Linked DNA regions of Homo sapiens: region 1 is linked to region 2. A link is an interaction called in ENCODE POLR2A ChIA-PET data of the cell type or tissue named here. Cell type or tissue: PC-3. All regions are shown on one strand. Each heading gives the region's core, and the rest is flanking DNA. Links, peaks and the distances in the headings are about the cores only.

Evidence for each region. ChIA-PET counts read pairs that join two places held together with the same protein. Peaks named below come from ENCODE experiments on the same cell type or tissue, not always from the same donor. Only the 100,000 strongest peaks of a DNase experiment are listed, where the experiment ranks them.
Region 1: POLR2A ChIA-PET joins it to region 2 with 5 read pairs; 6 of 35 experiments call an interaction of 5 or more read pairs at or near these places.

What each region holds. Positions count from the first base shown.
Region 1 is chr1:61,048,071-61,063,975 of GRCh38, reverse strand. No RefSeq gene overlaps it. Among named protein-coding and RNA genes, the nearest start is that of NFIA, 27 kb to the left of the region's middle. RefSeq lists an enhancer at 8,744-9,617. In PC-3, for the core only: no CTCF peak of the experiment used is centred there; no DNase peak of the experiment used is centred there; H3K4me3 peaks cover 1,782 bases; H3K27ac peaks cover 735 bases.
Region 2 is chr1:61,162,432-61,178,336 of GRCh38, reverse strand. The region is part of intron 2 of NFIA (nuclear factor I A); the gene reads right to left. Among named protein-coding and RNA genes, the nearest start is that of NFIA-AS1, 83 kb to the left of the region's middle. In PC-3, for the core only: no CTCF peak of the experiment used is centred there; no DNase peak of the experiment used is centred there.

The DNA of each region.
Region 1 (15,905 bases), core at 4,166-9,165, 110 kb after region 2:
AGCTGTGATCGCGCCACTACACTCCAGCCTGGGTGACAAAGTGAGACCCAGTCTCAATTTAAAAATAGGGCTGGGCGCAGTGGCTCACGTCTGTAATCCCAACACTTTGGGAGGCTGAGGTGGGTGAATCACTTGAAGGCAGGAGTTCAAGACCAGCCTGACCAATATGGTGAAATCCCCGTCTCCACTAAAAATACAATTAGCCAGGTGTGGTGGCGTGTGCCTGTAATTGCAGCTACTCAGGAGGCTGAGGCAGGAGAATCACTGGAGCCCGGAGGTGGAGGTTGCAGTGAGCTGAGATAGCACCACTGCACTCCAGCCTGGGAGACAGACTGAGACTCCATCCAAAAAAAAAAAAAAATTAGTTAAAATAAATACAATAATAAGAAAAAAGTTCTGATGGGAAATTGTTATCCTCTTTATAACATTAAATAATTAAATATCCCATATTAATGTAATACCTTATATTTTATGGAAAAACTTTAGAAAATATATATTTTATTAAGTGGAATTTTTTTCTTAATTGGGATGCCAAAAGTCTAATTCTGACTTTATATATTATTATTTATATAAATAACATGGTATTATAAAATCATAAAATTACAGGGATACCGTTTTCCTTTTTAATATACCTATTATTTTCTTTACTCTGCAAGTTAAGAGTTGTGCTGCATCAGCAGAGCTGGGTACCTATGGAAACAATGAATGATCCCTGAAGGCCATTATGTTTTATGGGCCAAGAAAAAAAAGTTGGTTTCTATCTTAGATCACATGAATGCAGAAATAAGTTGTTTGGAAAAAAACTCTCTGGGTTTTAATATGCAAGAATAATATTTTGGTTTCCTGTAGATATTAAGATTCATTCCATCAGCAATACCTTGTTCAGTAAAATAATGCTGGAAAGAATGGCATTTACCTTCAATAAATTTTGGCAGTTTTGGCATAATTTTTATGTTTACCAAGGAAAGAAAACAAAAATGGGAACAAGTAGAACCAATTATAAAGAGTGCTTTAGTTTGGCGAGGATGTTCTAAATGGCCAGTTTGTTGTAAGCAGGGCCAGGCTGAAAGCTGAAAAATGAAAGTTTGTTAGGTCCTTAGTATGTTTATAGTATACTGAAAAAAGAAGTACTTTTTAAAGAAAGAGACCAAAGAATGGTGAATGTTTCTGGTTTTAACATTATCCTATTAGTTTGCTAGTCCTTGCAGGAGCCATAAAATTGACAATAAATCAAACATATTTTAATTTGTCAGGAGATGGCAGATAGAAAAGAAATTCCCAACTTGTCTTCTGCCAAAGTATTTCTACTAGCCCTATCTGCTACCAAAATTTATACTTCCTAACGTTTTTTTAAAAATAAATTGAACTATCGAGTTTGTAAAATATTTACTGAATGTTATTGGTGTGCCAGGTATTACACTGGGTTCTGGGCATACAGGAAAAGTAAGGGGCAAGCTGGTCTTTAAAAACAGCAAGTGATTCTCCACAAGGCTAGATTACCTTATTTTCCATAAGGCCAGAGCATAATAGCCTTTTCCGGGTCGCTAACAACATTCGACACATGACTTTGCACCAAATAATGGGTTGCGTTCTACCTCACTTCTCTCTTTCCAAATCCAGTTTCATAGTTAGTAGGACTATCTTTTGGAATTCTTATTTGAACATCAGATTACAGTAAATCCTATGTCCTGATGTGACAGCATAATATTCAAGTAAATTCTGAAAATGTAATATGTGTGATACTTGCTTCAACCCATGTTAAAAATAATTATTAATATTCAATTTCATTTCTCAAAGTCGGAATTTGAGAAGACAATTGAATTTTATGTTACCAATAATTGAAATGCTAATTACAAGAAGTGCTATTTAAAGAGTTTGATTTTTTTTTTTTTTTTTTTTTTTGAGACTGGGTCTCACTGCATCACTCAGGCTGTGCAGTGGCACGATCATGGCTCACTGCTGCCTTGACTTCCCAGGTTTAGGTGATACTCACACCTCAGCCTCCCGAGTAACTGGAACTATAGGTGAGCACTATCACACCTGGCTAACTTGTTGCTATTTTTCTTAGAGATGAGGTTTCACCATGTTGTTCAGACTGGTCTTGAACCCCTGGGCTCAAGCAATCCACCCACCTTGGCCTCCCAAAGTGCTGAGCTTGCAAATGTGAGCCACTATGCCTGGCCTGAATTTTTTTTTTTTTTTTTTTTTTTTTCTGAGACAGAGTCTTGCTCTGTTGCCCAAGCTGGAGTGCAATGGCGCCACCTCAGCTCACTGCAACCTCTGCTTCCTGGGTTCAAGCGATTCTCCTGCCTTGGCTTCCCAAGTAACTGGGATTACAGGTGCGCACCTCCCTAGTAGCTGGGATTACAGGGGCACGTCACCACACCCAGCTAATTTTTGTATTTTTAGTAGAGACAGGGTTTCACCATGTTGGTTGGGCTGGTCCTGAACTCCTGGCCTTGTGATCTGCCTACCTTGGCCTCCCAAAATGCTGGGATTACAGACTTGAGCCACTGTGCCCGGCCCGATTTTTTTTGTTTGTTTTTTAAGCATAGGTAGGAGAGAGTTTTTCTTAGTAGATAATAGCATTGACACAGACACCTGTTATTTCCCAAGCTAAATGTTCTTAATTGGAGAGGTATTGAAAGGCTTATAAAATGTATCCTCACCGGGCACGGTGGCTCACGCTTGTAATCCCAGCACTTTGGGAGGTCGAAGCAGGCAGATCATGAGATCAAGAGATCGAGACCATCCTGGCCAAATTGGTGAAACCCCATCTCTACTAAAAATACAAAAATCAGCCGGGCGTGGTAGCAGGCGCCTGTAATCCCAGCTCCTCAGGAGGCTGAGGTGGGAGAATTGCTTGAAACTGGGAGGCGGAGGTTGCAGTGAGCGGAGATGATGCCACTGCACTCCAGCCTGGCAACAAAGCGAGACTCCATCTCAAAAAATAAAATAAAATAAAATAAAATAAAATGTATCCTCTCTTTTTTTCTTTTGTAAATGTAAATGTAAATCTAAATGTGAATAATGACTCAATCTCATAGTTTTGTGTCTGTATTGCTTTTACATTGTTACCTGATCACCCCAGTTGTTTCAATTTCTTCAAAGCCTTTGCTTCCATTTTTTAAAAATGTAACATTGCATAATGTTACTTACTATTGTAAATTGTCTCCGTGTGTATGTTAGGTACAATAGTATGACTTTCATGGTCTATAGATAATATAATTATGTTAACTTTGATGTGCACCCAGTAAAAAACCCTCAGTTTTGTTTTTTTTTTTTACAATTGATAATATGAAAGCTTAACACATAAATCATAAGTTGAAAATTAAAAAGCACTTCATTGATAGAGCAATCCCAGTATGGTAAAATCTGAAGATTTTCCTATGATGTTTTATGTTGCTTTAAAAATAAGAACATAACCAATTAACTAAGAAAATACCATAGTTAATGTTTATACTATTCAGATATTTATTATTGTCATTAAACGAAGTGCCCAGTTTAGCAAAACGGTCTACAGCAGCAGCATATTAGGAATTTTACTAAACATTTTCTATAAGAAAGCTATTTTTGTGATTTCTTTTTTGCTTAAAAAAAATCTATACCAAGAAAGTTTATAAAAATTAACTCTGTGGTCTGACTATAGTCTCTGTAATGGTGAATCATGGTTCTACTGAGGATATCACAAAGAGTTTTAATTCTGATAGAATTTAGGGGAGTATTTCATGAGTTTAGGGCCTTGCTTAATGACCAACAAAGGCTTATTTGTTAGTTTTCATATGTTCATATTTTAATTTAAACATTTTGGTATCACTTTTGTAGCTATAAGTCAGAATCACATCAAACTCTGAGGCCCTGGAATGTGAGTCTTTAAGAAAAAAGACAGTGGAAGTTTTGGTGCCTGGGAGACAGTATGGGTTTCCTTTGAGTTGGTAGGTAGGCCGCCTTTCTGTGGACCTAGATGTTGACCTACTTCCATTTGTCTCTTCTGTAATGGCTGAATTAAAATATCCGGCTGGGGTGGTGGCTCACACCTATAATCTCAGCACTTTGGGAGGCCGAGGTGGGTGGATCACCTGAGGTCAGGAGTTCAAGACCAGCCTGGCCAACATGGTGAAACCCTGTCTCTTCTAAAACTACAAATATTAGCTATGTGGTGATGGGCGCCTGTAATTCCAGCTCCTCATGAGGCTGAGGCATGGCTATAATTTCTCCTAAAAAGGAGTATTTTTTCACATCATGGACAATGCAGGCCTACTTTATCAAGTTGAAACCAGGAATCACTTGAACCCAGGAGGTGGAAGTTGCAGTAAGCCAAGATTGTGCCATTGCACTCCAGCCTGGGTGACAGAGCGAGACCTCTCTCAAAAAAAAAACAAAAAAAAACTCATCAAGTTATGGTAACATGAAAGTTGTACAGTTTTACAAATTATGAGTTGTGAAACAGTACCCCAAACACAGGACCGATTAAGTATGTTTTAAATGTTGGAGAAAATGAGGTTGTTGGTGGTGAGTTCATTTGGGCTCATTTTCACTATTTTAGAAGCACATTTTTAAAAAAAGCTGTCTTTTGGCCAGGCACAGTGGCTTACGCCTGTAATCCAGGCACTTTGGGAGGCTGAGGTGGGCAGATCACTTGAGGTCAGGAGTTCGAGACCAGCCTGGCCAACATGGTAAAACCCTGTCTCTACTAAAAATACAAAAATTAGCTGGGCATGATGGCACATGCTTGTAATCCCAATTACTTGGGAGGCTGAGGTAGGAGGATTGCTTGAACCCAGGAGGCAGAGGTTGCAGTGAGCTGAGACTGCACCACTGCCCTCCAGCCTGGGCGACAGAATGAGACTCAGTCAAAAAAAAAAAAAAAGCTATATTTCAACTATGTTGTAATAGCTTACTCCACTGGGTATATATTCACATTTAACTGAGATGGATTTTCACTGTGTTGCTACATCTAGCTTTTTAATTTCTCCTAAAAAGGAGTATTTTTTCATATCATGGACAATGCGGGCCAACTTTATCAAATACATTAAGGTCATCAGTTTGGCCTCTTTCCAATCTCTCCCTTCTGTTCAAGAAAAATGGGGTCCTCTTGCCCCTGGTATCTGCAGGTTGGGATTTCATATAACAATGAGGACTGCAGAACTAACTGGGAGGGATGGATCACCCTCTTTCTTTCTTCTTGGCAGTTACTCATTTGCAATCCGCTCTGCACTAAACCCTTTAAGGCTACATATAAACTTTGGGAAAGTTACATCACTGTAAACAAAGATATGCTGCTTAAGTTATTATTATGCAATACTGTGTCATTACTCACACATTCACACTGCAATTATCTTCCCAATTTGACAAATACCACTATGGCTCTGTAGTCAGCTTCAAGAGAGGTAAAAACCTAGGATAAATATGTCAATGCCATCTTTATGAATGGAAAAGTTTTCCCACCCCCTCAAAAAACATTCAGGTTTTGTCCTGCAAACAAAGTTGGGTGGCACAGCTGACCCTCAAGTCTTTGGAATCCCACTTTTTAAATGTAAATTATGTCTGGTGTGATCCATATGCTCAGCTACAGAAAATAGCAATTCAATAATAAATATATGAAAGTAAAATTCTGTATGTGTTTTTAAATAAACTCACAGGCATCAACACACATTTCTAGAAATTAATTTGTAAATTAGCCACCTTCCTCCAAAAATTAAAAAAAAAACAACTGTCTGTAACTATTGAGTTGTGTCTGCCCCAGGTGATCTCTACCAGATCTGGTAAAGAGATTGCCTCCTGCTGCTGTTCAGCCACTGCATGGGTTGGTGTTTAAGAAGACAAATCAAACATATTCTGGACATATATTTATTAAAAATTTGATAACTAGACAAAAAGTATCAGTTTTAAAAGAAAAAAATTGGTAACTACTGTCAGAAGAAAAAAGCGAGTGAAAACAAATGACCGGCACAAGTGCCTATGACAATTTCTCTCCCTGGACTGTTGCAGAGCTGACGAGGTGGAGGTGGGTGAGGGAGGGAGGGACAGAGGTAAGAAACAGATTAAAAGTGTCACTTCCGGCCAGGCGCTGTGGCTCACGCCTGTAATCCCAACACTTTGGGAGGCCGAGGCGAGTGGATCACCTGAGGTCAGGAGTTCGCGACCAGCCTGACCCACATGGTGAAACCCCGTCTCTACTAAAGTTAGCCAGACGTGGTGGCCGGCGCCTGTGATCTCAGCTACTCGGGAGGCTGAGGCAGGAGAATCGCTTGTACCCGGGAGGCGAGGTTGCAGTGAGCCGAGATCGCGCCATTGCAGTCCAGCCTGGGCGACAAGAGCGAAACTCCGTCTAAAAAAAAAAAAAAAAAAGTGTCACCTCCCCATCTGCAAAGGTCTGGCCTCCTGAAAGCTCAGGAAACGGTGGTGGCCATTTTCATTTTTTTTTTAAGGGAATAAAGGGGAAATAAAACAGAAAAGGTATATTTCCCTTCTTGCGCCAACAGCTCGGCTCCTCTCCACAAATAAAAAATATATTTTTTTAAAAAATCACAGGCACAAAACCCAATCCACACGCATCCTGTGAGGCTTCTGCTGTCAACTCGATTCCATTTGGCGAGTTGCACTAAAGGAGATAGATCTTGAAAAATCAACCCGTGCTCGCGCCCCCGCGCCTCCGCTGCCGCAGCCGCCGCAGCCGCCGCAGTGGCCACAAAATTAGCGGCTCCGAGGACATTTTTGCCGCAGTGCACGTCCGCCGTAACCACCGAGCACTCGGGTGAATAATGGAAGTACAGTGTGGAGACAATCAAGTTGATTTATCACGCAAAACAATTCTCTGCTTCAGCCAGTTCTTGGTCCTGTCACTTTAAATCACAAACGCGCGCATACACAGATCCATAGGCGCCCACACATGCACGGTACACGTGTGTGTGAGAGTGTGTGTGTGCGCGCGCGTGTGTGTGTGCGCGCGCGCGCGTCAGAGCCAAGTGGAATGATTCCAGATTGCTTCACGTATATGAAGCGGGGGGGAAGCGCCCGTCACCCCAACCCCCTACCCCAACCTTTTGCAGCCTGGACAAGTGGTCTGTAATGCAGCTTGGCGCAAAATAAAGTCTGAACAAAACTAGACTGTGAGACTAGCACGTCCTAGAGTGGAATTGACTGAGGTTAACGCAGAGTCTGTAAAGACTCTACAGACTCGGATCATTTGCAAGCAAACTAAAATTCCCTTTTTTAAAAAAGAAAAAAAATCATTAATTGGGTTCCGATCTAAAATACTGCTCTTAAAATGCGCTCACATGTTGAAGACTGAGATTGCAAGTTCTCGAGTAAACATCTGGTGAAGACATTCCAGGAACACATCTGAAAGGAAGAAAGGAGTAAGACAGCCCCTTCTTTATGTATCTTGGGCCAAAAAAGGGTTGTTAAAACTTTTTTTAAAGTGTGCTGTTAGTCTAAATACTTTTTATCAACTCTAAGGAGCAATCTGGTTTGGGGGAAGTAGACTGAACTGAGTGAACTGGAAATACGGAGTCCTGGGTTCCTTGTAAGCTCTGGCAAGTCTTTCTTTTTCTGTGCCCCCAACCCCCACCCCACCCTTTCCTCATCTGTAGAATTGCAGAGGGTAAATGATGTGGTTTCTAAAGTCTTTTTTTGCACAGACAATCCATGATTCTATTTAAGAGGGAATAATGATGGGGGAGGGGGTTAATGTGGAGAGAAAAAGAGGTCATATTCCTCAGGTGGCATCTGTTTAAACTGAAGGTGATGAAAGTGATGAGTCCAGTATGCATGCGTCCTTAACAATCAAGATTGTCTGTATTAACAGCTGTTATTGTCCTAGCTCTGCAATACATACAGTGTATGAGTGCTCTTTGAGAATGACAATTTAATCATATATTTTCTGGGGGAGGGGAAAAAGACCATTTTCAAGGACCAACCAAAAGGATATGGGGAATGGAACAATTTTCAATGTTCTTGTTTATTTATGATCTGTATATAAAATGCATTGAATCACTTGGATAGCTTATGGAAAGTAACTTTTCAGTGGGTAAGAGTTCTTCTATGCCAGGTTGGCTGTCTAGATGTACCAAATTAATGGGATTAATTACTTCCTGTCTACTTTTTTCAGAAAACAGCTCCAAGCAGGATCACATGCAGAGATCACTGTTCAAAACCCCTCTTGTCTGTGTAGTCAGTGGTCAAGAGCACAGGTGCTGCAGCCAAACAACTAGCTAGTTTTAACATGCACAGGCTAAGTAGTAGTAGGCAAATTACTTAGTTTATTTGTGCCTCAGTTTCCTACATTTATTAAATGGAGATTAAAACAGCAACTAATTCATAGGGCTGTTGTCAGAATTAAATGAGTTATCATATTAAAGTGCTTAGAGCAGAGCATGGCACATGTAGCAAACAGCTCAATGAATCTTAGAGGTTATTATTACTCCAATGTAAACACAGGGAAAGCAAGGTCAGATATAATAGGGGGATCTTTGAACTGCTCCTGGATTTCCACTGAGGCCTCTAAGCAGTTTATTTTATCTGGCTTTTATGATGTCAGTGTGAAGCAAGGAGCTCAGCAGTCTTTATTATTATTAAGAATAGGCCAGAACATTCCCTACCAAATCTGTTCCCATACATGGAATAGTTAAGCAACTATGGAGAATTCTCCACTTGACCAGATCAATGCTAATATGTAATGTTGGCTGTATATGTTAAGTGCATACTTATTAATGTGTGACTATCCAGGTGGCAGGAAGCCAAGGTTTCCTTTGGAGAGAAGTTTTCCAAGCCATGTTCCTGTTGCAATGCTTTCTTTCCTACACAACTTGTTACCTCAGGCCTAGTCTGTCACTGAATTATGAAGAAGTATAAACAATCCCAGGACTCAGGTATGCTCCCTTTGTGTCATTATTAGTTTAAACTGAAAGAAGGCCATCCTGAATTTCTCTTTCTCTTAAGGACCCCCAGAGTGCTGACTTGAACAAGGCTTTAGGAAGGGTCAAAGGAAGGAAATGCTTAAGGGAGCAATTCTGCTAGTGTTTGCAATTTGGGATTGGAGGCAAGCTGCAGTTAAACTTTATAGAGGAAGCAGAGATTAGGTGTTTCCAGAACAAGGTAGGCGCTGGCAGGCTGAGGTCATTGCTTGTTGGAAAGTAATGCCCCACTTCTTTCCTCCTTGCACTCTGCGAAGCCCCAGGTGCAGTAACTGTTTTACCAGGGGCCGGCAGAGAGACCGCCCCGTCGAGGGCAGGCAGGCCTGGGACGCCCAGTGTGGCATGGGACGCCAAGTTTAGTGGGTTGCAAGACCCGGGGTAAAGTTCTCCATTAGTAGAAAGCATCTTGCTGAGAGCGCCGAGAGAAACATTCATTCATTCCAAGCGCTGGGCGTGAGCGTAGGACTCCACTTGATCAATCTTACACAATTTTCAAAATAATGAATAAAAATAGAAGAGGGTGTGCTACCTTCTCCTCCACCTGCCTGTCTCCCCCTTGCTCGCTTGTGGGGCCAGGGTGAGACTTTTTAGCAGGCAAGAACTCCCCACCCCATCTTCACTATCACACTCGCACACACCCCTTCGAAAGAGGCGCTGTATCAGAAGGGAAATCTAAGGTACTCATACTTCAAAAAATTTCGGGAGCCCAAATCTGGCGGGCTTCATTTCTCGTCTGCAGCAACCTGGCACCCAGAAGTCGCGGGCGCTTGGCCTCGGAGCTCCTCCCGAGACCTCCTGCGTCCGGGTGGGGACACAGTGATTACTGTCCCTGGCAGCCCGCGGACTTTCCCAGTTTCAGAGCTTTTAGGGGAATTTGAGAGCAAATAAATTCAATTCTGCTCTCCATCGCCACCCACCCGGACCACGGGGATCTTCCACTGCAGGCCCTGAGAGGGACTGGAGTGAGGGCGGGTGCAGGGACCGAGCCTGAGGCGCAGGAGCTGCTCGGCAAGGTCACGACCGCGAGGCTGCAGGAGGCGGCTGTGGAGCGCTGCAACCGGGCGCCGCCCTCTGGCTCGGTGGCTGACCCCGCGCCGCGCCCCCTTATCTGTCGCCCGCCTGGCACATCCCAAGGGGAAGGAGGGGGCGACGCGGCAGAACCGATCCTTACTTTCGTGGTGGCAGCTGAAACCCGCCGGGCTCCTGGGCGAGTTGTCCTGGATCAGATGCCCAACACAACTGAACTTTAAATAAACGGGTTTCCTGCGCTGCCCCCTCTCCCTAACGGCGACCTGTGAGAAACCTTTGTCGCCTTCCCTTTGCGTCTTTGAGCCCCGGGAACCTAGCCCGGACGGCCTCGTTCTCCACATTAATTCGTGGTCCACCAGTTCAGCAGCCTGTCCTCTCAGCTTCTTCTAGGGTGGCTTATAATGAAGGTAGCAAGTTCAATGTTTTCTTGTTTTTTTTTTTTTTCCTCCTGGAGGGAGGATTATGTGAATTTAAAATCTCCTAGGCATTCAAAACCAAAACCAAAACCAACCAAACAAAAACAAAAAACAAACATAAACCAAAAACAACAACAGCAACAAAAATACTGTCTTCACTTAAGTGGATAGCGGAGTCAATCCAAGCCTTCCTTGGGCTAGTCTTGCTCAGACAGTGGAGTTCCTGAATCTTTCAGGAAAACAGAGCCCCTTTCACCCACTTCTGGAGGGGGACTTAATAAGACTGCAATATATTACCATGTTTAAAACGTTTTGCAGAAGCAAGATTGCCTAAAAACGACCTGCTGGCGATACACGGGAAAGCAAATCCGCTTACAGAGAGGGCCCGATCTGGAGGAAGAGGGGAGAAGGCAGGACCCAGCCCCAATTAAAACCCAGCACTTTCCAATTTTCGAAACACAGCACTCAATGCTGTGGGGCTACAGGATGGAGTGGTGACGGCCCCTGGAGCTGACAGGTTGCAGACCTTCCGGGCTGTTCTTTACTGCTTACTGGAAGTCTTCAGACTTCTTTTGGAGTAACCGTTCCCCTTTTGTGTTTTGTGGGCATGTGTTTGCACCCTGAATGAAGCTTGTCCCCACACTTGAAGTGGATAGCTCTTGTTCTTTAACTGGCAGTGAGTGGCCCTAGAGTGGGAATGTTAGTGCCAGTGCAGACTAAGGTGTGTGTTTGTGCCTGGTTTGTTGTCTCGGGGAAACCACCACCTTAATTGTTTTGTGCTCAAGGTGCCTGTGTTTTTAAAGTGAACTCAAGGGAAAAACTGCAGAGTTTGCAAGTTTTGTGATTCCTCAGGCCAGGAGAGCCTGTGAAGGTCTCGGATCCCGGTATCTCTGGGGCGAAAATCATTAAAAGTATTTTGTGGAGAAAGCATAGCTTCCCAGCTTCATGAGGATAAGGCTGCTTTCTGTAAACCTTCAAACCACAGTGCACCAAGCCTCTACCCTCAACCCCTCTTCGAGAACAGAAATGCACTCCAAGCATTTCTGGTCTTCTTGTGGTTACCATGCCATTATGTAGCACCACCTGAAACTATCTCTTTGAATACTGATTCCAACTTTTACAAAGTTTCTTGCCCTTTTTTGCACCCTGATAAGTTGTACTTGTCCTATGTGTAATGCAAGCTTGCCTCTGAGCCCTTGACCTGCTGTCAACCCCGGAATAGGGAGTATTCTAAAGGTTACATTTTCGTCTTAAGGGATAAAAATGTTGCTTTCATCCTGTTTACCGAGGGTGCCCAGTACAAAGTGGGCAAAGTGGTAGGAAATGCGGTCTCTGGGCTTTGCCAGTGTCGGGAGGATAGTTCCAGCATATTAGTCCCTGTCTGCTTAAATGCCGACGTTAGGTACCCGGCATGTGATGTCCTGCGGTTGAGCCCTCTTACTCTTACTCATCAGGTCCCGGCTGCAGCGCTGGGAACGCTGGGCACACCTGCCGATTTTAAAGCAGCAAATTCAGTTCAGGCCACCGGGAGCGGGAGGGCTCGCTTTTCCGCTGGGGCTACCGCATGAAGCAAGTGCTTAAATTTTTTCCCTTCACAAAAGGGAAAAAACCATTTTGCTTAAATCTGTTTTTTCTTAGGACGCACTTAGAGACCAGGCCCGCCAATATTCCAGTTAGAGTTAACGCTACCAGAAATATGCAGTGCTTTAGGATTCCAACTTGGGACTCGTTGAAGACCAGAATGTTACAGTCAATCTCGCCTTTCTCTTTTTGTTTCCAACACCCTACTTTCCCTTCAGTCTCTTTCCTCTTCGGTGTTCTCTACCTCTTGAAATATAAAAGTTTAATAAAAACACCACCCTATTTTATTTTTTAAAATAAAAGTTGACACTAAATTTGAGAGCTAGTGTTGCAACTAAGCTCTTCGGAAGTTTACCCATCTGTTCCCCAAACCTTTGATGCCTGTAATGTCAACCACGATTGCTTCTTAAAATTCACTAAAAGAAGTCTTTCAGTAACTTTGAAAAAGTGTAATAAATGCTAATGGGGGGGAGGGAACTCCCAACTCTGATGGATTTTACCTTCTCGGATCAAGGAGCAGGACTCCAAGCAAAAGAATAAACTTTATGTAGTTTATTTTTAAACTATTCTATTTTCAGTAGCGATTTCTCTTCCTTAGCTAAATTACTCAGCTTTGCTCAATTCCACTTTTACCTTTCCCCACACGTCCTCACTGACTCAGCAATTGTCACCGAGTGAGACCCTAGGTAGTGGGAAGGAGGCCCCCACAGATATGCTCCCCGGCTAAAGCGCTCGATTGAAGATCTGAGAAAATATCTTCAGAAACTACAAATGGAGCAAATCATTTACCTAATTCACTCAAGAGCTTCCACGGGAAGGACTCTGGAGGATGAGTGTCCTCCTAATGCGGTGCTAATGAAAAGCCCCTTAGCCGGCTCTCCGGCCGAGCGCCGGACCGCGTCTGCTCGGCGTCTACGGCGGAGCGACCCTGGTTGGCGGCGGCCGCGCATTCCCCCCCCCACCTGCCCGAGGTGGCACGGCGGCCGCAGCGACTCCGGACGCCGCCGGGGCCACTCTCCGGAGCGCCGCCCTGCGACCCCGGACGCCCCCTCCCTGCCCCCACCCACCGGCGCGGGTCTTCCTCCCGCTCTTCCTCCTCCTCACCCTCCCCGGGGCTCTGTGTGGGGGGCTAGGAGGTGACTGGGGACGCTTCCTCGGTCGCGACTCCCGGTTCTCCGCGGCCTCCCGCCCGGGGGGGTTGGGGTTAAAATCTGGGAGTTCAGCTCTGCGGCGAAATCTCGGGTTCCCAGGGAGGGGCCGGAGGGAAGGAAGACCCCGCCGGGAGCGCGCCGGCCAGAGCCGCCCCCGCCCCGCGCGGCCGCTGTCCCGTGGGGAGGATGAAAGCGCAGGGCCCGGGCGGGGCCGCGGCGGCTCCAAGGGGCGGCGAGTGCGGGGCGGGGACTGCGGCGCTCGCGGTGACCGGGCCCCCCTTCCCAAGCCGCAGCTCCTGGCCCTGCAGGTGCACCCCCAGCCCCCTTTTAGGCCCCTCCGTGGAAACCGCCTTCCGGCCCAAGTTCTATCCTTTGAGGCTTTGAACCAGGCCTTTCAGAAGTTTTTAAAGCTGCCCCGCCCCGCCGGCACTCACGGGGGTCACAGTCCCCCATCCCTCCACCTCCGCTACAGCTGCCGGCGAAGCGGGTGCCGGGAGGAAGCGGAGTGGGGGCCAGCGGGCCGGCCCGAGGGTCGGGGACCGAAGCGCCGCCCCGGAGCGCCAAGCTCGGCCCCAGCGCTTGGAGATCGCGCCGCGTAGCCCGACCTCGGAGGAAGCGCGGGCCCGCCAGCCCCTGGAGAGGGGAGGGCAGGGGGGCTGGGAGAGGAAGAGCGCGCGGGGAGGGGGGCATGTCCCCATCACCGAGGTTCCTGCGCTCAGTTCAAGCCAGGGGACAACTTAAATTGGCCTTCAGGGGAGGCAGCTGGTGACCCGTGTCCTCGCCCTCCAAATTCCCCTGAGCGAAGCAGGGCGCCACCTACAGGCGAGCTCTAGATAGCAGGCAGGAGAAAGACGCGCCTGCAAAGTAATGTGGCCCCGTCCCAGCAAGCCTAGCAAGGCCTGTTGTGTCCACAGCCTCCTCTCAGCTGCCTGAGCCTGTACCGAGTTATAGGTCCGTTGGCAACAGCAAGAGCCCTGAGGGCACTCAGCGTGTGCTTTTGGGGAGTGGAGAACTGGGTGTTAATTTCAGGAATTGGGGGATTCCAGTATCAAAGAAGTAGCAGCTCTGATTGGACAGGCAGGTTGCACCCTGACAATTTTGGCTGCACTTTGACTCCAGTATCTCGACTCCAGGCTATTTTCATGGGATGCACTACGTTTCCTTGAGAATAGCTGTGTAACCTTGGGCAAGTTACTTTATCTCCCTGAGTCTCTGTTTCCTCATCCCTCAAAAGAGGGAATAGTGGTACCTGTCTGATAGAGTCATTGTGAGAATTTAATGAGATGATGTAGGTAAGAAGCTGTAGGTGCCTTCTAAGGAATTTTCACCTATTTCTTTTTTAAAAATAGTTTTTAATTATTTATTTATTTATTTTGAGTCGGAATCTCTCTCTGTTTCCCAGGCTGGAGTGCAATAGCGCGGTCACGGCTCACTGCAACCTCTGCCTCCCTGGCTCAAACAATTCTCCTGCCTCAGCCTCCTGAGTAGCTGGAACTACAGACACGCGCCACCATGCCCGACTAATTTTTTGTATTTTTTAGTAGAGACAGCGTTTCACCATGTTGGCCAGGCTGGTCTCAATCTCCTGATCTCAGGTGATCTGCCCGCCTCGACCTCCCAAAGTGCTTGGATTACTGGGATTACAGGCCTGAGCCACCGCACCCAGCCAACTTTCACCTATTTCTAATGTGAAAACCCATCTTTTATTCTAAGAAATCTAACTTGTAAGACTGTTTAGCTTCTTTCTGTTCCTTGAAGATTAGGGCCTTAGAGGAAGTGGGAGAGAGCTAAGAGGTTTCAGTGTTTGAGTAGGAAACAGGATGGGTTATGGGGAGTTTTGATAACTAGCTTATCTCCTCATAGACAACGGCTGTAGGCCGGGTGCTGTGGCTCACATCTGTAATCCCAGCTCTTTGGGAGGCCGAGGTGGGCGGATCACCCGAGGTCAGGAGTTCGAGACCAGCCTGGCCAACATGGCGAAACCCCATCTCTAATAAAAATATAAAAATTACTTGGGCGTGGTGGTACATCTGTAATCCCAGCTTCTCAGTAGTCAAGCAGGAGAATCACTTGAACCTGGGAGGTGGAGGCTGCAGTGAGCCGAGATCACACCACTGCGCTCCAGCCTGGGCAACAGAGTGAGACTCTGTCTCAGAGAAAAAAAAAAAAAAAAAAAAGACAATGGCTATGTGGTGGCTCAAGCCTGTAATCCCAGTGTTTGGGAGGTGCGCGGGTCACTTGAGCCCAGAGGCTGGAGACCAGCCTGAGCAACACAGAGAAACCCATTTCTACAAAAAAAAAAAAAAAAAAAAAAAAAAAAAAGCTGGGCGTGGTGGCCCATGCCTGTAATCCTAACTACTTCGACAGCCAAGATGGAAGGATGGCTTGAGCCTGGGAGGCTGAGGTTGCATTGAGCTGAAATGGCACCACTGCACTCCGGTCTGGGTGACAAGCTAGAACTGTCTCAGAAACAACAACAAAACGAACCAAAAAAACCAAACAACATCTTATATTTGTGGATGACTTACTATTACTATTTACTATTTTTATTATCATTTGCCTCTATTAAATGATTTAATTATCATTTTCACAATCTCATATGGTATACATTATCCCTATTTATTTATTTATTTATTTAAAGACAGGGTCTCTCTCTGTCACCCAGGCTGGGGTGCAGTGGCACAATCATAGCTCACTGCAGCCTCAAACTCCTGGGCTCAAGGGATCCTCCTGCTTTGGCCTCCCAAAGTGCTGGGATTATGAGCATGAGCCATTGCGTCTGGCCCATTATCCCAATTTTAAAGATGAGG
Region 2 (15,905 bases), core at 7,216-12,215:
GTTAAAGAGGAAAAAAATTCTCAAGGTAACAAACTTTTTCCCCTATTACTTTACCTTCTAGCCATTTTTATTTAACCAAGCACAATTCAAATGCTTTGACAAACTAAACTAATTATTTGCCAGTGTGGGTGATATCACCCTAAAAGTTATGGGTAATACTCAACACCAGCTCTAAGTCAATGCCACAGGTACCTCAGCTGACCTTGGCAAATTTTCAAAGTGCAAAGCCATCCTCTACTTCATTTCTGCCTTGATCTCTGGCGATCTAGGGGAAGTGGGCAAAAGTAATAACTAGGGACCCACATAAGATAAATGAGCTCTTGTAAGGTGCCATATACCAATTCATGCGCTCGAAGGGAGATGAATGGTGCCTTGAAAGAGCTGATTTACTGTCTAAGGATAAAGTCTCCTATAGATCTTCATTAAGAATGCTAACTTCCCAAGGTTGATTTGCAAGAGTGGCTACTGTGTGGGAGAAAAGGCAAAAAATAAAGTTTGCAAATGTCAAGGTCTTACAGAACCAATAATAGAGTTGGTTTATTAAAGCTCCTCTCTATTCAGGATGGTTCAAATTTGAGGTGGGAGTTATGGAAAGGGGAGTCACACTAGCTGAAAATCAAGAGAGACTTATAGATTATAATGGTATTCCAACACACACACACACACACACACACACACACACAATAGAGAAAACATTCTTACTATAAACACTGTGCTAAATATAACATAACCTTTTATGATTCAGAACATATCTGAGGATCTTAGCAAGACAGAGTTAATTTCTCCATGCTTTGATTATCTTGTTAGAATAGGGATAACAATAGCTCAAGTTTTAAGCATTAAATGTGATAATGCATATAGCATCACTAGATAAATGGGAAAGTGTTAGACAACTATTACTTTTCAAAATCACGATTATTATTATGACTCTCACTGTGAATTCACCAAATCCTGTTGAAGATGTGTACAGAAGGCATAGGAGATTGAAATAACTTGACACATTTAAAGCAATCTTTGAACTATCTCCGGATAAGCTTCTTTTGCGTTTTTTCATAAATAGAGAGACCCAAATGTGGGAAGGAGGGAAATACAGTTACTTCTACTTTCCTATGTTTGATATTCCCAACAATTGCCAGATTTCCCTGTAGGGCATTTGAAAGGTTTTACCAAGCAAAAATGAAGATAAAGCACGGAAACATAACAAGTATCTCTCTCTTTTTTTTTTTTGGTTGAGACAGAGTCTCGCTCTGTCGCCCAGGCTGGAGTGCAGTGGTGCGATCTTGGCTCACTGCAAGCTCTGCCTCCCAGGTTCACGCTATTCTCCTGCCTCAGCCTGCCGAGTAGCTGGGACTACAGGCGCCCGCCACCATGCCCAGCTAATTTTTTTTGTACTTTTAGTAGAGACGGGGTTTCACTGTGTTAGCCAGGATGGTCTCGATCTCCTGACCTCGTGATCTGCCCGCCGCAGCCTCCCAAAGTGCTGGGATTACAGGTATGAGCCACCGCGCCCAGCCCAAGTATCTCTTGAATAAATGAATTTTTTAAAAATCAGTTTATTGCAATTTGATTCTGCTCATATTAAAGAATGTATACAAGCATAGAAAAAAAAATTTTTAAAGAATATCCATCTATCATTTTATAGTAGTTCTTCAAGTAGTAAGATTAAGGTTAACTGTAGTATTCATCTATGTAGTTTTTCTTTTTCCAAATTTTCTAAACTTAAGATAATATTACTCATTTATAATAAGAAAGAATTTTTAAAAATATCAATAAATTTTATATGAAAAAAGCTTTAAGTGGAAGTAAGCAATCAGAGGGGAGAAAATCCACTCAGCCAGATGTTTTATCTTCTGGTACGCTAAAAAACCAAAATAGATTTTATTTCTATCCTGTAAAACATCTGCTGAGATGAAAGGGGAACCTGGTAGGACTTAGTTTTATAAGGCAATTTAAGAGGACTTTACTATTCATTAATTCATGCCTGCCTCCTGCATACTACGTTTACGCCCCAACTTAAAATGACAGCATTTATAATAAAAAAAATGGCAAAAATTAAAAAGGGTGGGGGAGAATTATCACCCGGTAAAAGATAAGTATGGCCCTGCTAGGAGACTTTCACCAGCTGCCATGAAGCCTTCCACTAGAGGTGACACAGCAGTTAGCTGCAGGCTTTCCTAAGCGGACTCCTGCCTTGCTCTTCGGCCTGGGCAGAACTAGGCACAACTGCTGGAACACACCCTGTTCTCCCCAACCTCTCTGCTTTTCTTTACACATGCCATGCTTCCTATCTCCATCCTGCACCAACCCTTTGCCTCTCAATTCCCACTCATCCTCTGCAACTTGGCTTTGATGGGGTCTCGTGCAGAAAGATAGCCCGGGGCACTCTGCATTAATTCTATCACAAATCAAGCTGTATTGTCTTTGCTTTTCTTTCTCCCCTGGACTATGAGCTTCGTGATGGCATGACTATTACAGTTTGTGGCACAGAGTAGGTGTCAAAAAAATTGTTGCATGAGCAAGTGAGGAAGTGACTGACTATATAGCTAGCTGTGACCTAAGAAGGAAAGAGACACTTGCAGAAGGCAACCACATGAAGATGTAGCTTACCTGTGAAATAACTGACTTACACAGACTATGACATGTGACAATAAATAAATGTAACAATCATCTGCATAAATACTGGCCTACTAGAATAAGGCTTCCTATAGTGTAGGTTCATTTTTAATACTGCCTTTTTTGAGGACCTGGAGGAGGTATGGCATTGTTACCTTGCTAAATACCATTTGGTACTCTACCCTAACAATTACAATGGTAGAAAATGACAACAACATTCAATAATAGTTTTTCCCATCTATAGTTATACAACATTTTTCATAAACTCAAAATCATGATAAGGGCCAGGCGCTGTGGCTCATGACTCTAATCCCAGCACTTTGGGAAGCCAAGGCAGGTGGATCCCTTGAGGCCAGGAGTTTGAGCTCAGCCTGGCCAACATGGTGAAAGCCCGTCTCTACAAAAAATACAAAAATTAGATGGGTGTGGTGGTGCGAGCTTGTAGTCCCAGCTACTCAAAAGACTGAGGCAAGAGAATCACTTGAGCCTGGGAGGCACAAGTTGTAGTGAGCCAAGATTATGTCACTGTACTCCAGCCTGGGCAAGAGAGTGAGATCCTGTCTCAAAAAATAATAATAATAATAATAATAATAATCAATACAGAAAAGTTTAAGTGTCAATGCTGAATAATGCTTTGGTGCCTGGCCTGTTAATATTCAATAAATGCCAAGGTTTGAGATGTGTTTTTTTGTTTTTTTTTAAATCCTATACACTGGCATTGGGGAGGAGGCCACATTTTCAAGAATACCAAAATCTAAGCATGTTCTAGCTACAAAGGTGCTCCTCACTGCATGCCAGGATTCTTCCCAAATAAACAAATCATCTCTTGTTGGGTCCCATCAAAAGTGCATCCAAAAATGCTAGCTTTTCAAATGCAAAGCCCAACTTCAGTCTCAGCAAATGTGACTCAAGCTAAACGTCTCAAAGACATGATCTGTGTCTTCTCATCCTTTTACCCTAGGCATATGTATCCATCATAGTATCAGGCACACAGGAGGTACTCAAAGTTTATCACATAGAACCAAAACAATTTGCCCTTCCACATCATCTTGTGGAATCAAAAACAAAACCACACTCCTCTTTCTCAGTTTTCAATGCAAATGGCAGATGTCAGCTACTCAGTAGTTTTGGAGCACAGAGTAGCAGCTTTATTTACTTACTTCCTCTTTCTCACCTCCCCACTCCAATGCCAGATGAGACCAGGAGTAACAAATTCTTCTAAAAGGTGTGGTATACCATCTCTCTGCCCCTTGCACTGCACTGGATTCATAATTGAGTGTGGAATTCCCCAACCTTTCCATTAAAAGTCCATTTGATTTTTAGACCACATGGAAAGCAAAAGAAACCATCTGCTTTGTGAAGTGTGTGTAGGCACGCTTGCAGCTTTCGGAGCAGGTAACACTGCCTGGGAAAAGCCTCCACAACAGCTTTGCAAACTACCCTGGCCTGCTGAGAGCGCATGTGTTTCAAAATCAAGGAAGGCTGGGAACAGACCCAAGGCAGGGCTTCAGTAACCACATTTAGCCGCCGACCTCTCCATCTGCATAATGCCCTCACCTTCTAAATGTCTCTTCCTTCAAGACACCTCACATCTGAAGGGGGAAAAGATGAGAGACAAAATGAAAGCTGAAAGATAACAAACAGTGCTTACAGTGGAGAAAACAGTCAAATCCAAAAGCCATCCTTGTCTCCATCCACTTCTCTCGTCACCTCTACCCTTAGCATTTATCTCTATTCACTTTTCCCTAACACAGAATAATATTTATTTAGAGGATATTGAGTACCAGTCACTATGCCAAGGACCCTACATCCATTACCTCACTTAATTCTCTTAGGTACCACCCTCACCCCAGCTGTACAGAATAAACTGAGGCTGAGAAAAGCCACCACTTCTCCTGGTTACGCAGCTGGAAATGGGCAGGGCTATGCTGACTGTAAACCCAAGGCTCCCTCTGTGGCATGTACCCTCATTCTCCCAGGAATATCTTCAGAGCCCTGGCCAGAGAGGTGAGAGAAAACATAAAGGGGAATTAGGGCCAGGCACAGTGGCTCACATCTATAATCCCAGCACTTTGGGAGGCCGAGGCAGGTGGATCACTTGAGGCCAGCAGTTCGAGACTAGCCTGGCCAACATGGTGAAACCTTATCTCTATTAAAATACAAAAAAATTAGCAGGGCATAGTGGTGCAATGTCTGTAATCCCAGCTACTCGGGAGGCTGAGGCAGGAGAATCACTTGAACCCAGGAGGTGGAAGCTGCAGTGAGCCGAGATCACGCCACTGCACTCCTGCGTGGGCAACAGAATGAGACTGTCAAAAAAGAAAAGAAAAGAAAAGAGAAGAAAATAAATCTCAAGCAAGGAGAAGTCAGTGACTTGCCCATGATCACACAGTGAATGAACCAGGGCAGGAGGCCAGGTCCCTAGACACCCTTGGTCTTTTCCTGTTTTACTTACTAGCCAATGTGACTCTCTCAGATCTGTCTCTCCTTCAGATTTCCACGTTCCTCAGCAAGAACTACCAATTTTTCTTTCCTAGATAAGCAGTGAACTTTCCAAGGGTATCAAAACGGAATAGTGGAAAGAGCACTGGCTTTTGAGCTAGGGTAAAATCTAGGGGGCTCCAGTCCCAGTCACTGAGTGGCTGTGAAACCCTGGGTAGGACTTACAAGCACTCAGGTTTCAGGTTCCTCATCTGTAATTTGGAGGTAACAATACCTGCCCTCTCTACCCTAATGGAGTTGTCAGAAAAATCAAATGAGAAAATGAACGTGAAGAGTTCCTTATAAAACTGCAAATACTGTACAAATATAAAGGATTATTATTTTTGGATTCAATAGTCTTTCTCAAATGAATGAAGCCCTGTGTAGCTAGATTGTCGAGTTATGTTATAAATAACCAAGAAAAATGTTCTGATTCTTGAAACAATTTTACCAGCCTGCTCTCTCCCATGAAAGGACACTGTTTGTAAAATAAATTAAATCAGCACTCCTTGCTATCTTCAGGACATAAATTGTTACTGGCTGAGGACAGGTAAGGGAATGGATATTTTCAAAGGCATACAGACCTCTGACTATAAAAAGAGCTGACCTTCCCTAGTCTAGAACACAGGGCTTGGGGCAAGATGGAAAAACAAAGGAGGTGTCTGCTTGTTTTACAACAAGAATTATCCAACATGGACTGCCTCATCTCCAACAGTGGTTGGAAGGGCTCAGATGCTAAAGTCAGCTTCTTGTTAAATATTTCAAGGGTGCTAATGGAACCAAAAGATCAACTCTGTTATGCATCAACAGGCTGGCTTTATCCTAAAACCAATTATAAATAAACTTCTAAATACAGCCTGCTTTAAATTTGTATTTTAAAAAATACATCCAACCTTCATGTCATTCGTCACCAGCACATATCCACATTATCTGACTCATCTAAAACCCACTTTTCTCTGGGGATACCATCCTCTGCTTCTGTGACCATTTGCCTCCAGGATCGTGGCTAATACAGAATTATTTCAAATAACTTCTAAAGGTTCCTTTCTCTTTAGGAAGCAGAAATTCACTGCCAAATACACTGCTTCCATTCACAAGATTATTTATGGCACTGATAATTAAATTCCAGTCACGTGACTAAGGAAGCCTGGGTTGAGAGGGGAAAGAACCCAACCGTAATTTCTAGAAAGATCCATAAATTACTGCTTTTCTCCCCTGAGGTTGAAGTCCTTGGAGCTCTATGGATTCTTCCTTAGCACTGACTCTAAGTTTGGAATCATCACAGAAATTCCTTTCTCTGCACTCAGTGACAAAGCTCTTAAGGTAAACTCTTTGAAATTACTCTTTGTATCAGCCCCTGAGGATTTCTAAGGGGTGCACAGGAAATCCCGTTTTTCAAGGACCAAATGCTGCTGTCTCTAGGCAAGCACACAGTTCCTATAAGTACAGAAGATGAGAATTAAGGGTACAACCTTATGACAATCTGTGCTCTCTTTCCCCCAACAAAGGCACACACCATCACATCCACACCCACACAGGTATAGCACCATAGGAATGATAGCCACAGGGAGGAGGATTCTCTTATTCGTCCTCAGATTAGATCAGCAGGCCATTTTCTCCATTTCTTCAAGAAAGACCTACCAAAAACCTTTCCTAAATAAGGAAACTTCTCCTCTTCTCAAATCCTATATTCAATGTTTTAACAAAGATGAGGCTTTAATGAGTCAACGTAGTATGCATTATAGATAACAGTTATCTGTTATTATCACTTGGCTCAACCAGAGAAAAAAATGTCACCACATTTACTTGATTACTTTCAAAATATTTCATAATTATGTTTAAAATAAAAATACAATGAATAATGGCAGTCTAGAAGGAACATTAAACATTTTTTTCTCTAAGAAATACCTTCTAAAATATATCACATTTCGATTTGCTCGGCTTTTTATTTCAAGTAGATGGGTTAAACATCATCATCCTATTGTAATACTTTTTTTAGCCTGGAATAATTTTAGCATTTTAGAATTTTTCCACAGTCCTTTTTATTTAATGGTTTCAGAGAATATAATAAACACCATTTGATAAAAGATTGGGAATAAAAGAAACTGAGAGTGTAAATAAATCTTCCAAGGTTACATAGCCAATCTGGTATCCATTTTAAGGCTTTATACTAAGTATTAACACAAGCAGCCGTGTAGGCATGCCTACATAAACACACACACACACACATGCCACAGAGCAAAGGCAAACACTGCATTAGCAAGTTAGACATTATTCTCTATAAACTTTCTGCCCTTTTCTATTTAAGAAAGAATGTCTCTTTTTTTTTTATGAAACTGAAACAGTTCATTACTGTTTAAAACAACAACAAAGTCTGCTTCTTTAGAAGCTTATCAAGACCAAACACCTTTGTGGGTGCACCATCACTGATGTTGGCACAGCTTTGTGATAAGTGTCCAGCCGTTAAAAAGGCAGGGACACTAATTTTTGCTCAGTTCAGACCCTCTTCTAAAGTTCCAAGGTAAAGAAATGCTTCCTACTATACACCACGAAGAATGCAATTTTGTAGGAAAGTTCAAAATGTTACTGATAGTTATCTTTGTCATTTAGATGGCAAAAAAAGGTCTGGGGGTGTGGGGGAGGGCATATTCCCAGGCAAGAGTTCAAGTTTGGTTACAGTCCTAAGCATCCAGAAATCCTACACAGGCTAGAGTACAGGGAAATGCCAAATGCTATGACTCGACTGTGAGCACCTCCCAAGGCTATTTATTAGCAAGCTGGATTTCTGGGCCTATCCTAACAATGTAGGTCTTGTCCATAATTTGCCCAAGAGCCCTACAGCGTCTTGAAGGTCAGCTCAAGTTCACAGGCATTCCTCCTCCCCCATCGAGGTAAAAGGAAGTTCTAGAAAATGCTGTGGATCAGAGCAGCTGTGAACCTGTCCAAATGCCACTGACATTTTAGAAATCTTTCAGGGAGACAGGTGTGAGATTCATTCACTTAACCTCTGGGGTCAAGGATGCCTTTGGGAACTTGATGAAAGCCACAGCTGATGGTGTCCAGAGGTTGCAGTCAGACAGTTGTCTATGCATGAGGATCTCCAGGGTAGCTCTATATAGCCAGATGAGGAGGCCAACACAGTGCCTACAGGTACTCAATAAAATTGACTGCCTGACCTGTGCTAATTTACCATGCCTTCCAAACAACAAATGCCCAACGACTACATGGTAGGGGTAATGGGAAAAATCTTCCTTTCTGTACCACCAAAAATCACAATATAATGGCAAATAGAACAAATAACATTACTTTTATTTAAATACCAAAGAAGAAAGCTAAAAATCTTTGCTGTTCAAATTCAATCAGAAGAAAACTGGTTTACTCAACTAATATGGCTCAATGACCATTTCTTGAGCAGCTACTATGTGCAAGAAGCCAGGATTCACAGAGAACACCAAAGAATTATAAGGCCATTTCTACCAACTGGGAATTCAGAACCAAGTTGGGGAGAAAAAAAACAAGAAAGAGGTTACTGACATCATGGGCCATGTTTTAAACCGTTCGCTTTCCCCAGTAAGTAACACAGTGTTTGACAATAAGGGGCATTTAGTAAATATCGGTTGACCACCGAACATTACTGAGTACACGAACACCTAACACACAAGGTAGAATGAGAGTACTGAGTCCAGCCAAAAAGTAGGTAAGGTAATTGCACTGGAAATTGTGGACCCCTTTCCACATTTGGTTGGGGGTGTCCATAAAGTCTTCAGGAAGAGCTGATAGCATTTTAAATGCAGATTGAATGACAAATAGGATTCTACTGGACAGAGATGTGAGGATGGAAAGAAGAGCATTCCTTGGGGGGACAAACTAAGAGAATGCAGGGTGAGAAGTGTCCTGGAAACAAACAGCAAGAAATCAAGTTTGACTGGAACACAGAATAGTGGGAAGGAAAAAGGAGTAAATATTTAGAATCCTCTCTTCTGTGCTTGTTACACAGCTGGAAAAACCAGGCTTCAGACCTTCTATGTTGCCTTTTAAGCTTGCAGCAGCAGGGGAAAAAAAACTTGGAATATTTATCTAAAAGCTTTCAAGATCCACTAAAATGACTTTTTTTCCTTTAGGGAGGAATTGACTAAATTTTGCAAATAAAAGATCCCCTTAAACAGAGTCAAGGCTAAGTTTAACAAGTTGCTATTTTATGCATTTAGGCTTCCCACAAACAGAGCCTGATAGGAGGAGCAGAAGTTTCACAGGTTTGTTCTTTGTTTTATATAGCTGCATCTTCTCACCAACAAAATTATGATAAGACAGACTTTGTTTTCTAAACAAACTTAGGGCCTTCCATAAGCAAAGGAAGTAAGTCTTGCTGCAAAAAAGGAAATGCTGATAAGTTGGTAAATGAAAAATATTTAACAGCCATTCATAATTAAGTTTTCAAAAAACTGTGACCAAAGCTGTGGGTTTGTAGACAACACCAAGATTGCTATAGCCAGGGCTTAATTTTTCAAGCCTTAGAAAAGAGATACATAACCTCCATCTTACAAGCATGAAATAGTCCTGGAGTATTCCAAATATATTTTGAATTTTAAGGAATATAATCCAAGAATTTTTCATTGAACACCTTCAAAAATCAAGGTCATAAGAATATGTTGGTGTTCATAATCTTCACATATCTCTAGTTTAGGAAACTGAAGCTAATTCCTTTAAGAAATTCCAAACAAACAAAGTCTCACCCAGCTGTATATTTAATTCTAGTTAATGTTATAAATAATGCTGTTTTATTTAATCATTCCCCATCATAAAAGGGCAATTTACTAGGGTATTTTTTATTTCAAAAACTATAACTTTTTCAAATATATCTCTCAATATATACCTTTAATATACATGCACACGCAGAGACAGCCAATTTAGGCAGAAGTAGGTGTCACTGAAATCAGTTGCTTTAGAAAAATAATGTAAACATAAGTCAATGCTTGCACTTCCACAGAAGCAGTGGTTTTTAAAAATCACAACTGGTCTTTGCACTATTGATTAGGGCTTTGCTTTTCTATATCTGTATGGGTTAATTCCACAAGCTTATATGATTATTAATGCCCCAAGTTAACATAAATATATGTGCTAAACTTGGCTTAAAAATGTATACCTAAAGTAACACAAAAAAAGCTCTGACAATGTTCCCCACTACCTGCAATCAAAGCTCAGACCCACTAGCCCTCTGATGGTCCTTTATCTGATCCATCATGTACATGCAAGGTATCAACTGGCATAAAATCTTCCTAATCTTATTAAGTGTACATCAAAATCTATATATGTGGAGAGCATCCAACACTGGAATTTAAATAACCTTCAGGATTTGAGCTAGGGGTTTTGCCAGGCATACCCAGAAATCTACCAGAGATAAAAATAAGCTGTAAAATGCCTTTGAAAGCTTGGTGGTAGAGAAAATGAAATTAAAAGAAAACTAAAAGGATCATAACACCTAAAACCTGCAAATGTTTTAATGAGAAATAACACCATTTTTGGCTCAAACAAATAACAACAGGATTAATAGTTGTAGATTTGTCCCTTCTACTGAGATCCTTTTTCAAATTATTTCAAAAAATGAGTATGTGAGAGATTGATTTTTAAAGCCATGTAAATTCTCAGAGACAATGCAGACTGACTTAATTATAATCAATAAAATCTACAGACATTGATGCAACCCAGCAGAAACACCGCTACCAAAAAGGCATAGCATAAAAGTCACCCTGTGGCTCCCTTTGTACACAACAGTAATATGACCTTAATAAATATTTCATTCCTTTCAGTGAATAACCAAGCATCAAGATAGCAAATTTTAATAGCTATGAAATAATATCATAATGACTCTACAAAGAAAATGCCTCCTTTAGAGAAAAGTAACCTTATTTTAAAGTGAAAGTTTTAGTCTTCATTTCCAAAACATACTCCAAATCAGTACACGATCATACATGAGTACACTCATCTATCTTCCTTGCCATACAGATTGAGATATTGCTTAAAGAGGTTTTTACAGGGTTATTTTTCTCACTATGGGAACATAAGAAATGTCTTATGGGAAAATATGTAAATTCTTTTTTTGTTTAGACAGAGTCTCACTCTGTCACCCAGGCTGGAGTGCAGTGGCATGATCTCAGCTCACTGCAACCTCCACCTCCTGGGTTCATGCCATTCCCCTGCCTCAGCCTCCCGAGTAGCTGGGATTACAGGTGTGTGCCACCTCGCCCGGCTAATTTTTTGTATTTTTAGTAGAGATGGGGTTTCACCGTGTTAGCCAGGATGGTCTCGATCTCCTGAACTTGTGATCCGCCCGCCTTGGCCTCCCAAAGTGTTGGGATTACAGGCGTGAGCCACTGCGCCCGGCCAGAAGGAAGGAAAAGATGTAAGTTCTTTAAGTACAAGAACACTATATTTATCCTCACACAAAGTAGGTCCTCAATAAACCCTCCTGAATTGACTGTAGGGAAGAGACAATAATCATGCTGAGAGAGCCTATACTCCCAGGTTTCTTTCATGAGTTAAAATTAACACCTAAGAGTCTATAAACTATAAGTAGTTTGGTAGGTGTTTCTTCACTAAGTACATTATCATATATTTACCCATATTTAAGAAAGAAACCTATGACTCCCAGGTTTCTTTCATGAGTTAAAATTAACACCTAAGAGTCTATAAACTATAAGTAGTTTGGTAGGTGTTTCTTCACTAAGTACATTATCATACATTTACCCATATTTAAGCCCATCTGCTATTTTTCTTCTCAGTTGGCCAGTGTGGGTGGATCTTCTGATACAGGGAAAAGAAATGAGTATGGAACACAGACGGAGCTGGGTTCAAAGCTCAACTCCAAAATGTAATGAATACATATCTCAGGCAAGTCATTTGGTGTGGACTTGGCATCCTCATCAAGGAAACAGTGGTAACAAAAGCTAATTTATAAGATTGGGATGAAGATTAAAGACAGCAATTTCAATGCGTCTGGCATAATCTCTCACATTATAGGTAGATATTGAATGGAAATGTACTATATTTTCCTATACAAATAGGTTTCCCTACTCTTTTCTTCCTTGTCTCTAAGAGTCCCCTATTAAAACAAAGCAATAATTATAATCCTACTATAAAGTAGATTTTCATACAGCATCTGGACAAAATTTTTATTTTTAATCCTAACTAGATTATTTGGAATAGCAGACTGGTTCTCATATCTATATACCCTTTCAATCATTCTAAAAGACTGTCTAAGCATAGTCTTCCCTAATAAAACAGTTTTGCCTTTTATCCTATAGCTTAACTATTTAATTATCGTAGTATTACTAAAGATTCCACTAACTTGCTCAGCCTGACAAAGTGATTACGTATTGGATTATATGTTGTAAAAGTTCCCATGCTTTTAGGTACTCAGTAGGCAGCCAACTCACAGACCCTAAACTTATCATAGTAATATTGAGGAGTAACCCTTCAGATTATCTGGGGTTCTTTTTTATTAACATCTAGATCATGAAAACCCAAATTTATAACCCCAAGAAGAAATGATCAGGACCAAATTGGCAGAAATATTTTTCTCAATTTATCTACATGTGATGACTTCCTGAATTTGTCAAGGACATTAAAGAACAGCTAACTCAGCAGTTAAGCTGCAGAAAGGTGTAAGCAAAAATATCACACGAGTCAATTTGCTGGAGTCAAACAGATATGGTTTTCCTTTAGTGCATTCTTAGCTGTGATTTGGAGTTCTTCAAACTTCCATGATTCTTGAGTTTAGTTAACTAAATACATACGTGGTTTGGTAGCACTTCAACTACATACATGCATATAGAATATACTTTTAATCAGCTTAAAATGGCTGCTTTTGTAAAGCATTTTGCAAGAATTTCCCAGTGTCTGAGTTAAGTATACAGATATTAATAAAAAGAGATTTCTTTCTAATAGAGATTACCAAAATCAGGTAACAATGATTTACAAAACAGGCATTTATCTCAGAATAAAAACAACTAAAGGGAAGTGTAGTTTATCCATCATTTTTAAAAAATAGAGTAATTCATATATTAAAATGTAATATAGCAGTACAGAAATAACATTAAATGGTATTTTCTTCTCTAGCTTCTCCACTAAAACTCTAAATAAACTTTTCCAAGAAATAAATTTATACAATGTTCCCTCAACAGTTTGCACATTGTTAGCAATGACCTATCGTATATATAATACGAAACCATTTAAACAAAAAAATAAAGCACTGGCTGCCTCTCCGACCCTCCTCCTTTCCACCCAAATGATACCTTCACTTTATAATCCCCAATCTGAAGATTTTTGATAAATACTGCAGGCCACAGGGTCTTCAGGTCCTGCAGTTGGGTTTCATGTTGAGTTAGCTGCTGTGCCAGACAGCAACTGTTCACTAGTAAGTGCAACAATGATTTCCCACTTCTTCACCATCTCCCACTGTAGAGGCTAGAAAGCTTGAGACATTTGGCTGGACGTGGTGGCTCACACCTGTAATCCCAGCACTTTGGGAGGCTGAGGTGGGCAGATCATGAGGTCAGGAGATTGAGACCATCCTGGCTAACATGGTGAAACCCCATCTCTACTAAAAATACAAAAAAATTAGCCGGGCGTGGCGGCGGGCGGCTGTAGTCCCAGCTACTCGGGAGGCTGAGGCAGGAGAATGGCGTGAACCCAGGAAGCAGAGCTTGCAGTGAGCTGAGATCACGCCACTGCACTCCAGCCTGGGCGACAGAGCAATACTCCATCTCCAAAAAACAAACAAACAAACAAAAAAAACACATAACAACAAAAAAAAGAAAGCTTGAGACATTTTCCCAAGCTTCCTTGCAGCCAGAATGACCCAGTTTTGGCCAGTAAATCATAAGGGATGTCTCCTGTGTAGTTTCTGGAAAAGTTTTCACTTTCCTGATAAATGGAATAAATAAGGCTAGTCTAATGTATCTCCTTCATTATCCTACCTTCAACATACATATGGCAACCATAAATGACAAGCACTTTTTTTTTTCAAGTCAACAAATGAAGCATGTCAGGACAGAAAAATGGAAAGTGTCTAAATTCTTGTTGGTATTAGTGAGCAAATAAAAACACTAGCTATTACTGCTGGACTCACTGCTATGTAAGAAAAAAAAATCTTTGTTTAGACCACTGTTAAACTAAAATTTTTCTTTCTTGCAGCCAACAGCATTCTCAAGATACAGCTGCAATTATTTAAAGCATCCTATGATTCATGTAAAAATCTGCACTTCCAGATTCTTAGGAAAAAATTAAAAGAACTGACAACACTGGGCCCAGATTTTCACACAGCACCAATTGGCTAGAGCCAAGGGGCCTCAACTGGGACTCATGGCCTTTCAATGGGACATGGGCTGTTGCTATGTCTATGGCCTACTTCATTCCTTTAGTTACCTCTCTAGATGCTCCAAGCATTTTAAGACCCCAGCATACAAAAATAGATACCATGCAGTATAAAAACAAAGCACCATTAAAACCAACAAAGTATTTTCTGTTTTGCTAGTTAGAATGCAGGTGTCCAGCATAATAGTCACAGTCTCACTTATAAAAGTATGTCTTTTTTTCTGACTACTAACTTTTTCAACAGGCACACCAATTTCGCTTCCATAGCACACCACCAGGTCACCAAAGAATGATGCAATACTAGTTAGGTCTAAAAACAATATCATGGTGACAATAATGATAAAAATAGCTACTATTTACTGGAACTATAAAATTCTAGGCAAAGTGCTGAATGCTTTACAAATACCATGATGTTTAATCCTTTACAAAAAAAACCAATTAGGTAGGTATATTAACTTTGCTTTAAAATAAAGTGAGTCTCAAAGAAAAGAACTGATCCAAAATGGCACAGCTAACAAGCAGCAGACAGAGAATTCAAATCTAAGTCTTTCTAAGACACATAACTCGTAACCACAGGTTATATTGCTTCACAAAGAAAAGACCAAAATTATTTGATTGTTTTTGAGAAACATTCCATAAAGTGTCTCAGATCCTACAACTTATTCCTATGTAGCTACATTCTAACATGAATATTATGTCAAGTATTTGATCTTTAATGCCCATTAGTATAAGTCTTTATTCCGGTATAGGATTTTTCTTTTTTCAAAAGGCACTTCCTTCTTAAGTGTAACTGACCTGGTACAGTTAAGTTCTTGAGATTCAAAAGTGACTCATTTCCAAAGCTCCACACATTAGCAGCTGATATTATTCAATCTGAGATTTAAATTTATAATGTACTCTTGATAATGTACTCCCAATACATTTTTCACTTCTCTCTTGAATGACACAAGATAAAAGATCTTTAAGGTATAAATATTTTATATAAACTTTCACTCTGTTTTTCCTCAGCCATTTTCCATTTGCAAACACTAGACATGCAAAAAAAAAAAAAAAGGTTGAAAGAGTTTTATGGATTATGTTGTGGGGGGTGGTGGCTGAGAACTGCTTATCCATTCTGCTGTGGCAGCAGACACCACAGCTACGGGCCTAACTGCCCTTGCTGGCTAATCAGAATGTTCCACCCTCCATGGGGTCTGATTCAGAGTACTGTTTTCCATGGGACAGATAGTGGGCTAAAAGGAACAAGTTCCCAGCATAATCTATCATGATAGAAACTAAGAATACGGATAGTGCCCGTGGAACCCTGGTACTAGGATGCCTCCTTCAGCCCAAAGGGTAAGGACACAGCCATCCCACCCAGGCCTTGGGTAAAAGAACACAGCCTTCCCAAGACTCAAGACCCCAGGTAAGCATGTGGCTTTTGGCAGATCATTTATAAC